2 separate regions of the Mus musculus genome follow, and region 1 is linked to region 2. Evidence: chromatin loops called from intact Hi-C (ENCODE). Cell type or tissue: heart. All regions are shown on one strand.

Region 1 (2,500 bases), 180 kb before region 2:
ATGAATCAGCTCACGGTATCACTTTCTCACTGCGGTGAATTTAATCACACCTCAGCCCTGAGGGCTTCTTCTTTCCTGTGGGTTGTGGGGCACACCTGAAAGAGAAGGTCATGGCCTTCCGATGTGGGGGTAAGGCTTGGGGTGTTGCTGAGCCTGGGAAAGGGCAGTGGGTACAGCGGAGGCTTGATGCTGGTCTGCATGGTCCTTTGGTACCCAAGTCACGACTGTCTGCTATTGAGCATCATGTGAGTGAGTCAGAGGCAGTAGCAGTGGGGCGGATAGTAGTTCAGTTCACAGTTAACACTTGCTCTGTGTTGAATGATCTCAGGAATATCACCATTAAAAGGCAGCTGCCAGTAACTTCTCTTTCTAGTGTCACACAGATTTCTGGAGCCTTGGGGAAAACGAGGCCCCTGTCAAGGCTCCATTTGAGTTACCCTGTGCCGAGAGGCACATCGAGTGGAGGGGCCCAGCCCCTTGAGACATGAAACCTAGCACAAAACCACAAAACATGGGTGCAGCACAAGGCCTGTTGGCTCTACTGATCCCATTGCGTGTTACTTACCTACAACCCAGAAGTGTTCTGTAACTGCGAAGAGAATGACCAGGAGACCAGCACAAAGGCTCCTGACCAAGAAATAAAGGCAGCCAGCCCCTGGGTTCCTGGGTCTCCTTCAGATCTTCTGTGCTGTGGTTCACACGAACCATTGAGGAATAATGAGACTGTCTGTGAGGAGAGGCTCGACACTCTGTATGTGCAAGCTCTCAAGGGGCGTGATGGCTAAGGAGCTCTGTGTGGGTCACTACCTCAGCTGGGCAGGATGCAGGGGATACCTGCTTCCTCAGGATGTCACCTGACCATCTCTTCCCAAGTCTATTCATCAGAGTTCAGATTCAGGGCTAACAGCTGTGTGTGTTTGGTGAGACCTTTACAGCTTCCAAACAGCACGTAAGGCAGGAGCATGCAGCTTGCTTGCAGGTGGCACAGAGGACTCCCTGCTGGTCTCCAGTTCTGCCCGTGGAAAGCCTGAAAGCGGGGGGGGGGGGGGGGGGGCTGGCATGCATGGTGGTCCCCAGCCTGACTTTCTCCTCCAGGACGCTCTGTGCTCAGAGTCCTCCCCAGAGCCTGGACTTTCTCCACTGGACTGCTCCTAACTGCAGAACTATTTTCCAGAAAACTGAGCCTGCATTGTCTACACAGGAAGCCGTGTGTGTGTGTGTGTGTGTGTGTGTGTGTGTGTGTGTGTGTGTGTGTGTTTAACCCAAAACCCAGATGTAGTTCTTCATGTATCAGGAAGTTTCTTTCTACAGTTTTTAAGGAACACAGCTCCCTTGGGTGTAAATCAAGGGCCTTCTTTTTATGGATGGCCTTGGTGCCAGGAAAGCTCTGGCTTTGTTTACCAGCTTCGGTTGGAGGAATGTCTGTCGGATTTAGAAGCAGGCTGTAAGTAACCCTGCACGGTGGGTGGGGAAGCCGAGGTTCCAGAGCAAAGATGTCCATTTCGGATATTACTTGAGCTATCTATCTGTTGTTGTGTAACTGTATTAGTCAGGGATCTCTAGAGAAACAGAATGAATGCATGTGTGGTTTATTAGAGTAGATTGTAGGCCGAGGTCTGAGTAGTCCAATAATAGGTGTTTCATGATGGAAAGGCCAAGAATATAGTAGCTGTTCAGTCCATGAGGCTGGCTGCCTCAGCAGTCCTAAGCTGGCACTGGCTTTCTGGTGGATTCCTGGAGACCTTTTGGTCTTCAGTCTACTCTGGAATTCTGACATCAGTGAAGGAATACCTCGGAGCAGCAACAGGACAGATGGTCTTGCCAGCTAGAGTGAGGGCAAGCAGGCAAACAAAGTTTCTTTCTTCCATGTTCTTTTATGTGGGCTGCCAGCAGAAAGTGAGACCAAGATTTAGGGATGAATCTTCCTGCTTTAAATAATCCGATTAAGAAAACCTCTCCCAGGAGCGCTCAGCCACTTGAACTTTTAGTTGATTCTAAATGCAGTCAGGTTGACAACCAAAACATCATAATAACCAATCACCCTAAAACAATGCAGCGATGTAAACGAAACTGGATGACTACAGCCATAAATCCGTGGGATCAGGAATTTTGATAGAGCCAATGGCAATGTTTTGTCTTTATCACACACTATGCCTGGAGCCCCAGCCTTAAAGATTTCCATACTTGGTGCAAGATAAGGTAGAGATTAAACTGTTGGTAGCTGGAGCCACCCAGAGGCTTCTTGATCTGTTTGGTGGTTAGGTTGCGATATCTCAAAGTCTATGTACAACTGACCAGTTGATTAGTGTATCCGAAATGCATCTCCATGCATGTGAGTTTCTAGCAGCATAGGGACTGGGATCTGAGGGAGGGAGGACAAAAGAGAGAATTCCACAAATCTAGGGTTCAAGAGTCTAAGGTTGGGCTCCTGAAGTTCCCTGGGACCATGGACACCAGGCAGGGTCATTTCTATTGGTTATAAACTAGTGACGGAGGCTAG
Region 2 (2,500 bases):
ATGAGAGGGTGTGTGTCCAGCACGGATCCTGCCCAAAGCACTCATTTCACTCCACAGACAGTGAGCATCATGGCCTGCCTGTCCTGAGTCCTGAACCCGGAGTGTCATCTGGTAGAGGTACTGTGCTGTTGGTCATAATGGCCTTTCTCACCCAGAATCCCTATCTGGGTCTCTTGGTCTCTGTTTCCTAGAGAGCCAGTTAGCCGCTGTGTGTCCTCAGCCTAGGGCTCAGGGTCAAGGTCAGGGACAGATGCTTCTGCCCTCGGGAAAGCTTCAAAGGCCTGAGAGCCCCAGTCCATGCCTGGGCTTTCTCAGCCCTGTGCTCTGGGGCGATGCTGACGCTTCCCAATGAGGAGCTGTTTCCCCGGCTGATTCTCACACGGGAAGGGGCTACTGGAATGGCCTTCCAGTCTCCTCATCTCCCCCGACACCATCACTCAGGGAAACACGGCTAATTTTAAAATGGCTGCTCTCGTGATGGACGAGATTAATGGATCTTGAAGAGCAGCCAGCGTACCAACTGCTCCTGCAGCCATGATGAAAGCTAATAATGTAGAAAATTCTGCCAATTCCTTTAATTCATGAATATTTAAGCCTGTGAAAAATCTGTCAGATTATATCATTTTTTCCTGGTGATTTTCCGCCTAAGTACATTCGTGGCGGCCTGCCAGGTGCTCAAGAAACTTCAGCGCGAGTAAAATCATTCTTGTTGTTGGTACCGTGGGCCTCCATCTTACCTTCTTTCGCTGGATTTATCCTCCATCTCTGGGCAGGAGTCAGGTCCGCTGAGATTGTCAGCGACAGCCTCAGCATTTGTATCTCGGCAGGCTTGGAGTCTTCTCCTAACCTAAGGCTGGCAGAGCTCTTCAAGATCATAGCTCATGGTTTTCAATTTGTGTTCTGTGCTATCCATAAAAGTAGGTGCCAGGGCCTCGGGCTCTCTGGGAGGTGTTAGGGCTGGAAAGGCTGGGTGGGTGGGGCTGTGGGATTGACACCTCATTCCATCAAATAGTCAGCTCTGAGCAGCAAACAGCCTTCCCTAGAAAGACAGAGTACGTGTGTGACCCTGCCTGCAAACAATGTCCCTCAAATCTCAAAATGGCAATAGAAAGAGAATCCCTCAAGGAGAATTAATTTGTCCACCTCACAGGACCTGAACTGTGACCACGCCCAGTCCCACTGGTCCCTGCCACCCACGCCCACCCCCCACCCAGCTGCCTCACTCTCTAGCACATTGTAGCAGCCCACTATCGCAGGTCTGAGGCAAACAGGAAGTGAAGTTCAGATGGGCGGAAGCTCCTAGTCACCAGGAAAGTCCTTTCGGGAACCCTACAAAGACTAGAGTGACAATGAGCCTGTTTAGCCATTTGAGAGGGAGGGGACGGAAGGGGAGGAGGAGCGCGCGCGGGGGGGGGGGGGTCTGGAAGGAGGGAGGTTGGCCAATTTCGGAGATGATTATCATTCAGGGACTAGTTGGCTGGAGGAAGGAGGGAGCTGCTTTTTATAGGATCCAGTTCCGCGTTCTCTCCGGTTATTCTCCAAAAGCAAACCGGCTCTTCAGTCAGCTGGCAGGAGAGCCAAGAGAGCTGGGCAACCGGGCAAGTTCTGGCGGACATGGCCCAGGTTCAAGGTTTGCTCCAGCTGGTCACGTCCTCACCAGGGCAGCGGGCCTGCCTGCCTGCCCACAACTCTATGCCAGGAGCCCAGGTCAGTTCTCATCTCTTAGGGGCCTGAGTCCATCCAAAATCAACAAGTCTTTTGTGCTCCTCCTTCGGAGGCTGTGTAATTACAGCAAACACGCATCGGCGGCACACAGCCATGCCCAGGCGATTGTTGAAGTATCTCAAATGCACTTGGCATTGGGTCTTGGAGAGCAACGCGAAGAACCACAGCTCCAGTTGGCTCACGCTGGCCAGAAAACAAGTGATTTCAGAAGTCGTGAGTGGCAGGCTGACCGGGCAAGGATGACAGGGCACTGTTCAGCTATTTTCTTGATAATGGGTTGCATCTTGCCACCAAGCTACCCAATGGATTCATAAGGCAGTGCCTTAAAAAAATAAATAGGACAGGCCCTTCATGCTAATGCCCAGTAAACGCATCAGGCTGCTGACAAATGAACCCCTGCTGTTTCCCTGGGTGGTTTCAATTTTCCTCATTTTTTGTATTCTTGTTTGAAAACTATAAAAGCATAAAAGCGAAACCATATACCATTCCCCTCAAGTAGGTCTGTTCCCACAGGCAGCCAGAGAATGGGGTATGGGGGTGTTATGTGAGACCCGGGCATATTGTCCCTCTGAGAATCTATGCTCTAGATACTGGACTCAAACAAGGTTCTGTACAGGGAGTCCTCAGATCCAGGCCAGGGCTCATGGAAAGGGTAACTAAGAGCTGGTGACTGCTGTCTGTATGATGGGGACCCAAATGCTAGCATAGGTGGGCTTGTTGCAGGATTGGATAGCTCTGTGAGGGGACGGCTTGGTCTTGGGGCTGGGTCCCTGCT

The links. Peaks named below come from ENCODE experiments on the same cell type or tissue, not always from the same donor. Only the 100,000 strongest peaks of a DNase experiment are listed, where the experiment ranks them.
Region 1: it touches region 2 in a loop (12-fold over the local background); 6 of 42 quality-filtered maps call a loop at or near these places.

The regions. Positions count from the first base shown.
Region 1 is chr9:61,213,924-61,216,423 of GRCm38, reverse strand. No RefSeq gene overlaps it. Among named protein-coding and RNA genes, the nearest start is that of Gm34105, 8.5 kb to the right of the region's middle. In heart, no CTCF peak of the experiment used is centred here; a DNase peak (open chromatin) is centred at 1,263; H3K27ac peaks cover 202 bases; H3K27me3 peaks cover 1,851 bases.
Region 2 is chr9:61,031,084-61,033,583 of GRCm38, reverse strand. Gm51680 (a long non-coding RNA gene) reads left to right here. Exons shown (of 3, transcript XR_003948176.1): 1 at 1-117. Gm33699 (a long non-coding RNA gene) reads right to left here and starts at 1,353. Exons shown (of 6, transcript XR_003948174.1): 1 at 738-1,353. In heart, no CTCF peak of the experiment used is centred here; DNase peaks (open chromatin) are centred at 1,313 and 1,643; H3K27me3 peaks cover 993 bases.